Linked DNA regions of Homo sapiens: region 1 is linked to region 2. A link is an interaction called in ENCODE POLR2A ChIA-PET data of the cell type or tissue named here. Cell type or tissue: B cell. All regions are shown on one strand. Links, peaks and the distances in the headings refer to the core of each region. The heading gives the core; the rest is flanking DNA.

Region 1 (5,387 bases), core at 102-5,101, 75 kb before region 2:
AATATCAATAGGGTTTTCTAATAATCTCAACTGGACATTTCCTCTTTGTTCCCTTTGACATAAACACTTTGCATTTACCCATCCTCATCTGTAGAAAGCTTATTTGTTCTTCAGGGCAACTTATCATGATGGCTAAGAAACCTTAACGTTAACCTGGTTGAGTGAGCCAGAGTGCCTGCATTCACCTCACACCTCCACAAATAACTGGTTGGTTGATCTTGGGCAAGTTATTTATCTCCTATGTGTCTTTGTTTCCTCATGCTAAAGTGGGGATAGTAATAATTCCTCCCTCGTAGAACTGATGAGATAGCTAATGAGTTGATATGTGTAAAGATAAGTATCAAAACAGTCTTATGCTGAGTGTATATGAATAAGTATTTTTTATATTTCTACTGTCTCAGACTCTACCTTCTCTATAAATCTTTCTGATCCTGATCTCAACTAATCGTCATCTCTTCTGGTGAAACTATTGCTTTTCCTTCTCTTGATAACGTTTGACTTACTCTCATTTATATTTTAATTGTCTTCATATGTCTTCTCCCTCTTGCTAGACTAGGCTCTTCACTCACTTATGTTCCCTGTCACGTCTTACACCTAAAGATATTTCCTCACTAAGATCAAATCTTCTTTTTTTTTTTTTTGAGAAGGAGTCTTGCTCTGGCGCCCAGGCTGGAGTGCAGTGGCACGATCTCGGCTCACTGCAAGCTCCGCCTCCCTGGTTCATGCCATTCTCCTGCCTCAGCCTCCCGAGTAACTGAGACTACAGGCACCCGCCACCACGCCCGGCTAATTTTTTATATTTTTTAGTAGAGATGGGGTTTCACCGTATTAGCCAGGATGGTCTCGATCTCCTGACCTCATGATCCGCCCGCCTTGGCCTCTCAAAGTGCTGGGATTACAGGCGTGAGCCACTGCACCCAGCCCTAATCAAATCTATTTTTCTAGACTAATTCTGAACATCAGAAGTTCTTGAGATCACTCTGGATGTTGACTTTTACAAATTATATTGTGACAGAGTCTCATTGTGTATCTTTATGGGGTACAAAGTAGTATTACATTTTTTTTTTAACATTTCTTTTCTTTCCTTTTCTAATAGAGACAGGGTCTCACTATTTTGCCCAGGCTGGTCTCAAACTCCTGGGCTCAAGTGATCCTCTTGCTTCGGCCTCCCAAAGTCCTGGGATTACAGGCATGAGCCACTGCACCCCAGCTGGTATTACAATTTTTGAATAAAATGTGGTAAGATAAAATTAAGGTAATGAACATTGCTCACCTCAGATATTTATGCATTTTGGATTTTTGATGAGAGATCCCCAAAGACCCTGTGCCAGTGCATCTGTAGGACTAGACTGGGCTTCATGAAGAATAATGGAGGCGTTTCTTGTGATTAATCTTCTTTTGTATTAGGGACTTTCTGACTTTGTAGATCCAACTCATCTGGATCACCTCTTTGGGAAAATTTGGTTGTAGAAATGTGAGTGTGTGCTAATCTGTGTATGTGTACTTTGTTCCCTCAAGTTTGTTGCATATCTTTATCATACTTTTTTACAGTGAGGAACATTTTTATTGTGACAAGGTAATAAATTGTCTCGAATGTTTTCTCTAAATTTTTACTCATGATATTTCAAAGGTTTACCTAGAAACTTAGACATGGGTTGGCACCTCTTAGGACAGTTTCCTCTCCCCAGAGGACATCTGCATCCTCTAAATGATGGGGATGTTATTAGAATTGCTAAATATGAGCCTTGGCTGAATCAGACACCGACAACAATAATTTCAACAATGGAAATTGCCACCAGGCACTGAAGACTTGACAAGTCACTGCGACAGAGCACATACTGGTTGGAATACTAAAAATACACATGGGCTGCATTACCTTTATTTCATTTTCCTCTTTTAGAATAAAAATTTTGACCTTTAAAAGAAAAGGGCCAGTCACTTGTTGAAAATAGAAATTGCTGGACATAAATATTTTAGATTTCTTTCTTCTGACAGTATTGAAAATACTTTGTATGTGTTGTGCTTTTTTATTGTTTGTAAATTCTTTTCTTTATATAAAAAAGAATTTTTTCCCTCTTATTCCAACATTTGCTTCAGGTAGGTTTGACCAATATCTTGGATTCTTTCCACTTGTGTAATTATAAACCCAACTTGTTGGTGATGGATTTGCTTGTAGATGCAACTCAGTTGTAACTTTGTGTTACTTAAAAAAAATTGTTAGTGGATTGGCTGGTGTATAATTCTTGTTAACCTTTGCAGCTCTGAATTAGTAGATGATAGTTGCTTGTCCAAGGGTACACAGTTAATGTGCTGCAGCCACACATTGAACTTTGTCTTGAAACTTTGATTCATTCCCTGCATCTTTGTAAGCAGATATATTTTTTTCTGATTATAAGATGGAAACAGAATGAAAAGGAGATGACTTCTTGTCTTGATTGCAATGATGAAGCTGCAATCAAACCAGAAATAACACTCCAGTCTCTGACACACATTGTTGCATATTTATGTTGGGTTTTGCTATAGACTTGGAGCCATCTTCTCCATTGTCATCTGTCTGATCTCATCCTTAATAACTTTATTCTGCTGGTTCTAGATGAAATGGTTAATAAATCCAAATTTGCATTTTCAAAGTAGAAACTTTATAGTGGATAGGGCCTTTGTATGATTCAAACTGCCCTATATAGGAAGTGCTTAGATATTATAATAATGCAGGGAAAGAAGATATAAATAGGAATGGCATGTAAAGTAGTGAACATAGTAACTTTCAAATCATATGGAGAAATTTGATATCATTTTCTTATTTTATATGGCAGTTAATGTATGCCAGTGATTCTTATTACATTACAGAACCATGGTATTGTTAATTGACAGAGCAACGTAAATGTAAAAATGTGTTAATGAAAAATCTAATTGGAGATATCATGGAGCACATGTGGTAATTATGGGAAGGACCCAGTGCATGTAACCCCCTTGGCTTGTGGGTGGATAACTCCTGGAAATTGTGCATTGTGCAAGGTTGCATTTTCTGAAGAAGGGCAATGGTATATTGGGGGGCTTGCCATTTTTCATCCAAAAACCATATCATGCGAAGACTTGAATAACATTAAATAATGGATGTAACCAACAAAGTGCTACTGAAATGAAGGTTCAACAGTCCACAAATGGTGAGCCTCTGCATATCAAACCTTCTAAAATTAAGTGTATAGGCTGAGATAAACATTAGCATTTCATTACCCATAATTTTGCTTGCCGCCAAAAATGCAGAAGGGCTCTTGAGAGCTATTTGGATGACCCTGGTCTCTGGAGGGCATCTTTTAGAAACCTGATGGCATGTCATCACTTAGACCTGCCACAAAGCACTGAAATCCTCTTAATGGTGGTAATGATAACACTATTGTTTTTCCTACTTGATACTCCTTTTGAGCCAACATTTCTCCCTTTCTTGCTCTCCTATATCCAAACAACCTGTTTAGTAAGTGTTTTATTTAAAGGACTAAAGAAAGGAAGTAATAAATGATAGTTCTCAGAAACCTCACATTTCATTGCAAAGCTATTAGAACAACTTCCAGCTCAAATGTTAATTAGATACCGTTCTGATATATAGGGTTGTGTCTTTAAATACTGCAGGAGTCTTGACCCAAACCCAAAGAATGCATAGGCAGCAGGGCTGACCCATGCGTTTTCACTTGGTACCAGCAAAGGGATTTGAGAACCCTTAGTCACTGCAAGGGGCAGAAGTGTCTTCTATTAAGGACATAATAAGTCCTGCTGAAGAACAGGTCAGCTCAGTAACTCCAGTCGCCACAGCAGTTGTTGGTCAAATTGGGTTCCTCTGGTAGCACCACAGAGCAAGGGACACTAACCCGTTGGGCTTCCCGATTCATTGCTGTCACTTTGGGGCAGAATGGAGGTATGATTTAAATCCTACAGTGCGGGATATTTTCACCCTGGTGTGTCTCTGACAGTGTCCTGCTATAGAAGTTTAAGGAACAGTATATGTGGCTTCAATTTCCATAAGTTAAAAATGCAGGAAAAAGATTATGTCTGGAGGAGTAGATTTTCAGAAAAAGCGGTTTTAAGGATGATGAAAAGAGAATTTATTCAAAATGAGAGGCATTTTTTCTGTTCCTTCGCCACCTCTCCCTCCCTTGCTTGCTCTGTTCTGTCTCCCTCCCTCCTTATTTCATTCTCACTCTTGCTCTTGTTCATCTAAGAGTAATGAATCTTTGCCTTATTGTGTTTGAATTCACCATGGCCTCCTTGTTGATATTCCTAAAGTTGGCATTAAAAGCTATATCTGGGGTGGGGCATGGTGGCTCACGCCTGTAATCCCAGCACTTTAGGTGTCTGAGGCAAGCGAATCACCTGAGGTCAGGAGTTTGAGACTAGCTTGGCCAACATGGTGAAACCCCGTCTCTACTAAAATACTAAAAATACAAAAATTAGCCAGGTGTGGTGGTGCACAGGTAATCCCAGCTACTCAGGAGGCTGAGGCACGAGAATCACTTGAACCGAGAGGCGCAAGTTGCAGTGAGCCGAGATCGCGCCACTGCGCTCCAGCCTGAGCGACAGAGCAGCAAGATCCTGTCTCAAAAAAAAAAAAAAAAAAAAAAAAATCTGACCTGGAACTCTTTCTCAATGTAGGAACTCCAAACATAATCTTTCAAAATGTTGCCTGTGGATAGCTCTGTAAAAATGGTGATACACCCTGGTTTCGTTTTGTTAAGTGGTTGTATTGCGCTGGAAATTTGGGGCTGAGAACTTTTCCCACTTTATTTTTCTCAACGTTTCTACATAACACTAAACTGAATATCACATTAGTTTTCGAGAATTGTGATTAGCCCTTGTGAGATTGATTTAAACTATATTTGAAAGGATAATTTAAAGTATCTGTAGGCTGATACTACTTAGCATCGCATAAAAGGAAAAGATGGTTTGATTGTTTTTAGGAAGCACGCTTGCTCAAAGAGATTGGGTCTTGCAAGGCAGGACCACCAGTGATTGGTAGATGACCCATCAAAAGTAGGTAAAGGGGAAACAACCGAGTGTCTTCCACAGCCAGGGCACTGTGAGCTAGTTCTGCGTGAGTGAAGCTGATGAAACCTGACTTTTCTGACAGTTATGACGCTATTTGAGATGTCTTCAGTGAGCCATTCCATCCTGACTCATTCCTTACAGAGTTTACACATTATTCTGAGAAGATTTTCTAAATATAATTGAAAATGTTAAAAAACATTCTGTGCTTTAATAAATATTTGGATGTCATTTTACAATTTTTGTTTGTATTTTTTTTTGCTTTTTTTTTTTGAGACGAAGTCTTGCTCTGTCACCAGGCCCCAGGCTGGAGTGCGGTGGCACGATCTCATCCCGCTGCAACCTCCGCCTCC
Region 2 (5,387 bases), core at 251-5,250:
GTACCCAATTCTGTGGTTTACACTGTAAGTGCTTGTATTAGTCGGTTTTCATGTTGCTGATAAAGACTTACCTGAGATTGGGCAATTTACAAAAGAAAGAGGTTTAATGGACTTACAGTTCCACGTGGCTGGGGAAGCCTCATGATCATGGCAGAAGGCAAGAAAGAGCAAGTCACTTCTTACATGGATGGCAGCAGGCAAACAGAGCTTGTGCAGGGAGACTCCTGTTTGTAAAACCATCAGATCTCATGAGACTCATTCACTATCATGAGAACAGCACAGGAAAGACCTGCCCCCATAATTCAATCACCTCCCACTGGGTTCCTCTCATGACACGTGGGAATGTGGGAGTCACAATTCAAGGTGAGATTTGGGTGGGGACACAGAGCCAAACCATATCAGTGCTTTAAGTTTCCAGCAGATAGAATGACTAATGTAGACTAAAAAGCTGGTCAAAATTTCATGGATAGCAAGATGGGTAAACTGAGTCAAAGAGAATCAGTAGTACTTGAATAAGTCATGAAAGAAAAAACAGACAATCCAAGTCTGGAAAACACAAAAAGGAGTGTCAATAAACTGATGGCAGGAAAATGTCTATGCTCAGGACATGGGGGGTTGTAGTCTTTGGAGGGTATACAATGCTAGACAGTAGCAAATGTAAATTTCTGAACAAATTTTACAGAATAGCCTCAAGTCTCCAGCCCCTGCCATAGCAGCGAATGACACACTGATTATATTTTGTAACTCTCTCCTGTGGTTTCTGGTAGACACAGAATTACATACTCAATAGGAGGTCAGTGGAGTCCAGGGCAAGCCATTTTCATCCCAGGAAGAGGCATTCTCCTAAGACTCCAGTTGCTCACTCCCTTTTGTGTATTAGGTACTTGCAGTTTGAACTAGTGAGATCACAGAGGGCTTCTTCTCACTTCAGCATTGAGTTCTTGGTGCCAAAAACCTTGTTTAGCTCATGGAAAAAATGACATCGAGATTTCTTTCCATCTGCATGCATCTCCAAGATCTCTGGCTCCCATCAAACTCATATTCATTGGTTGTTGTTATTTTGTTTTTCACTTTCTGGCCTCCAGTATTAAGCCTGACTACTGAGGCCATGAAATACCTAGATGCTGCACTGCCATCTTGGACGCCTATAGACCCATGACTTATTTATAGAATATTAGGAACTTTATTAGTTATTAATTACCGTTCTGATTTCACAATTTCCAAGGGTCGGGAATCTGGGCGTGGCTTGGCTGGGTGGTTCTGGCTTACTATGTTTCCTGAGGTTACAGTTGAGATGTCGGCTGGGGCTGCAGCCATCTCAAGACTTGACAGGGGCTGAAGGATTCACATCCAAGTTCACTCATGTGGTTGTCAGCAGGCCCCAGTTCCTCACTGGCTGCTGTCAGAGGGGATTGGAGTTCCTTGCATGATAGGCTTCTCCACAGGGCAGCTCACAAGGTGGGAGCTGCTTTCCCCAGAGCCAGTGGTGTCCTAGAGAGAAGGCTGAAGAGCTGGAGAGAGCCAAGCTGGGAGCCTCAATGGTCTATAACCGAATATCAGAAGTGGCAGTACATTACTGCTGCCATTTACTATTTGTCACAGAGACCAAAGTATCAAAGTCCACTCCTGGTACAGAGTAGAAGGGGACTATAAAAAGGACTCTGAAAGTATCAGGAGGCTGAGTTCCTTGGGGACTGCCTTGAGGGCTGGCCAGCACAGGCACCATCACCCCAGTTAGGGTGTCTAAACCAGCTCCGTATCCATCCAGATACTTCTTTCATCCGTCTTGTTTGAACATGAAATGGGAGAGACACTAAGTACATTTTCAAGAAAGCAACAATGCATTGCCTGAGTGCCTTTTGTGCACTAAATGCAACAGTGGGTTCCATAGAGTTCACTGAAACAATAGGAGAACTTTTTCCCCTCAGGATCTTTAGGATGTGTTTGAGAAAACAGTACAGACACTAGGGTATGGAGAATACCATTTCTCGTGGAACTATACAAATTCAACTCAACCATAGCTTAGGCAAAGAGGGTCATTTCCTGGAAGCCTTGCGTGGCTCAGGGAAGGGCAGGGGTGTGGGCACAGCTGGACACAAGGCACAAATCCCACCGGGACTCTTTCCGTCCATCTTCATTCCTGTTGCTCTCTCTGTATTGATTGGCCTCATGCACTCCAACTGGCTTCTTTCACATGGCAGCCAACGAGGCTTCTGGCAGCTCTTGGTCTATGTCTTACAGCTGTGCAGTATGGAAGGTAATGATTGTGTGTAGTTCCAAATTTTAAAGTTTAAGGGGAGGGCTCTGATTGGTCCAGCCTGATTCCTGGACCCATCAGTGTGTCTCCATGGCGTTGTCCAAGCTCATTAGGTGTCAACCCTGTGACAGATACTGTGGAGGTGCTGGAATTACAAAACCCAAAATAAAACGCAGTTTCTTACTAAAGAGATGGCAGTGATCTGGAGACAGGGGGCAGGAAGCTTAAGAAACTCATCTGTAGGTCTGAAACAATCCTAAATGGAAGATCCTGCTTGCACAACTGCACTGTGTAACAGGGGAGGCAGTCAGAGTGTGGGTGAGCCTGCAGGTTGTGTGAGGCTATGTATCATTTCCATTCCATTTTCTTTCTTTCCTTCTTTCTTTTTCTTTCTTTCTTTCTTTCTTTCTTTCTTTCTTTCTTTCTTTCTTTCTTTCTTCCTTCCTTCCTTCCTTCCTTCCTTTCTTTTTTTTTTTTTTGAGATGGAGTCTCGCTCTTTCACCTAGGCTGGAGTACAGTGGGGCGATCTCAGCTCACTGCAACCTCTGCCTCCTGGGTTCAAATGATTCTCCTGCCTCAGCCTCCAGAGTAGCTGGCATTACAGGTGCGTGCCACCACACCTGGCTAATTTTTTATATTTTTGGTAGACGGGGTTACACCATGTTGGCCAGGCTGGTCTTGAACTCCCAAACTCAGGTGATCCACCCACCTTGGCCTCCCAAAGTGCTGGGATTACAGATGTGAGCCACCACGCCCAGCCTCCATTCCCATTTCGAACTTCAGTTCTTTTCCACTTGTCTTGATTTAGTTGGGTCTACTGGCTGTCTCTGTGCTGCGTCATTAGGATGCCAGTTCTTTGCATAAGAAACCCTTCCTAGGCTGTGTTCTGAGTAGCATGGAGCTTACTGAAATGCACAGGATTTCTAACAAGTCATAATAGTTTCTGACAGGAGCTTTCTTTCAGAGGAAAATGTGAGAAAGCAAGTGGGGTAGAAATGTCTTTGTTTTCACTGAAGTACAGTCAGGATGAATAATTAGGAAATTGATACTGAACTCAGCTGTGTTACCTGAGCTGTTAGTCAAAACAAGGTGGATGAGGGTGTGGGTGTGTTGGTGCTTCCAGAAGGCAGGTAGAAGTTCTCAAGTCTTCGAGTCCATGTGTCTGTTAAGGGTTCCATCCAACTGGATGATGAGGGCAGAATTCCTGTTTTCCAAAGTGACACATTAGAGTAAGTGTGTATCTAGCTAGTCAAATGGTGTAATTTTAGGAAAGACATAGGTTTCTAACTCTAAAATAATGCCCTTCGGTAGTGAGTCATGTTCGTGCCACTGTACTGCAGCCTGGGCAACAGAAGGAGACCCTGCCCCACGGACCCCCACCGGAAAATAATGCTCTCAACTCCATGCTCAATATCAAAATGCCTCAGTCAGAGACAAAATATTTTATTTTAAGGTTAAAAAGAGATAGAAATATTTCTGAAAGATTTAAGACACTGGTTTATATTAGAATGTTAATAAATCACATCAAGTGCTTTCTTGGATTTTTTTTTAATTGGGTGAGTCATGTGCACGGTCATCTGCATGTGTGTGTGTGTGTGTGTCTGTGTGTGTGTGTGTGTGTGAATAAGATTAGGGACATGGACATCAAATTCCTAATACCCAATTTTACCTAGAGCTGATTATGATATTAAATTCTCATTCTGCTTCATGCTACATATAATTAATACGTTTGAATGGGAATTCTGTCTGCAAAGTAACAATGGAGAGCCAGACATTGGACTCTTGTAGAATACTTATGACTTTGACTATTTATTTTAATAATGTGTCTGGATATTTGCATTCCATAAGGTTAGTTCTCTCACAGCTTAATTCTATTAGATAGGAGCATACAAGTTAACTTTTTTCCTTCTCAAGTTCAGGAACAGAGAAAAGTTCAACATTCCTTTCCCAATGTGATATCTTTCACTAGAGCCTTATCGCCTTCAAATGACAAGGTTTGGCTATAATTCAAATCAGATAAGGCATGTTATTTATTTTAAGGCCCTTTAAGAACATAGCCAATTAGAGCCTGTTGAATGAGATGCACATCACTGAGGTTTCCTAGAAAGGGCTTGGTCATGGGGTTTTGAAGCCCTGTTACAAAGCATGGCAGATTGCCTATTTTTAAAAGGACATTTATTCTTGGAAACCTGTGATTCTCTTGTTAGCCTCAAACTCCCTTGCTTGTAGGTGTTTCAAAGAAATCTGAGCCCTTGCCAGGCTATTTCTATAAAGTCGCCTATTTTTTCCCCCCAGAGGTTGCCTGGGAGAAGGAATTAAGTAAAAATAGGCTTAACAAAACTGTTCCATGCTTAATTCAACTGACTTCAAATAAATAGTTTATCAAAGTTCTATTAATGAATTACTTGATTAATTCATTTATTTGGCAAATATTTATTTAGGGCCGACTATAAGCTAAGTATCACAGTTAATGCAGTAGATTTTGTCTCTTCTTATATGGCAATATCCAAATATACAAACACATGTGAACATGAACACACAAATGAACAGCAGATACAGTTAAGAGCCTGGCTGGGTCATTGCCTGAATTGAGAGGGCTAGAGATACTCTCTTTAGGGGAAGCCATTGATATGACGTCTGCATGGCCAGAAGGAATTAGACCTGTGAAGACCCAGGGTAGTGCATTCAGAGCAGAGAGAAGACTTGGTCCAAAGGCCCCAAGGTGGGAATAAAGTCAGTATGTTGGAAGAATACAAAGAAGGTTCTGTGTGACAGAGTTTGGAGGGAGGGGCTCAGACAGTGGCTCAGAGAAGTGGGCAGGGCCTAGACCATGGATGAGTTTGTAGGCTGGGGGAAGGAGTTTAGATTTGAGTGCGATGAAAAGCCACTGGAGAGTTTTAAGCAGAGAAATGGCAGGGTCTAATTTAAATTTTCTTTGTGGAAAATTGATTATAGGAAATAAGAGTGGGCTGGGTGTGGTGGCTCACGCCTGTAATCCCACCACTTTGGGAGGCCGAGGCAGGCAGGTCACCTGAGGTTAGGAGTTTGAGACCACACTGGCCAACATGGTGAAACCCCATCTCTACTAAAATGCAAAAATTAGCTGGGTGTGGTGGTGCACACCCATAAT

What was found. Peaks named below come from ENCODE experiments on the same cell type or tissue, not always from the same donor. Only the 100,000 strongest peaks of a DNase experiment are listed, where the experiment ranks them.
Region 1: POLR2A ChIA-PET joins it to region 2 with 13 read pairs; 4 of 35 experiments call an interaction of 5 or more read pairs at or near these places.

The regions. Positions count from the first base shown.
Region 1 is chr5:17,262,224-17,267,610 of GRCh38, forward strand. The region is part of intron 1 of BASP1 (brain abundant membrane attached signal protein 1); the gene reads left to right. Among named protein-coding and RNA genes, the nearest start is that of BASP1, 47 kb to the left of the region's middle. RefSeq lists a silencer at 4,936-5,065. In B cell, for the core only: no CTCF peak of the experiment used is centred there; a DNase peak (open chromatin) is centred at 5,038; H3K27ac peaks cover 3,647 bases.
Region 2 is chr5:17,336,722-17,342,108 of GRCh38, forward strand. No RefSeq gene overlaps it. Among named protein-coding and RNA genes, the nearest start is that of LINC02111, 48 kb to the right of the region's middle. In B cell, for the core only: no CTCF peak of the experiment used is centred there; no DNase peak of the experiment used is centred there.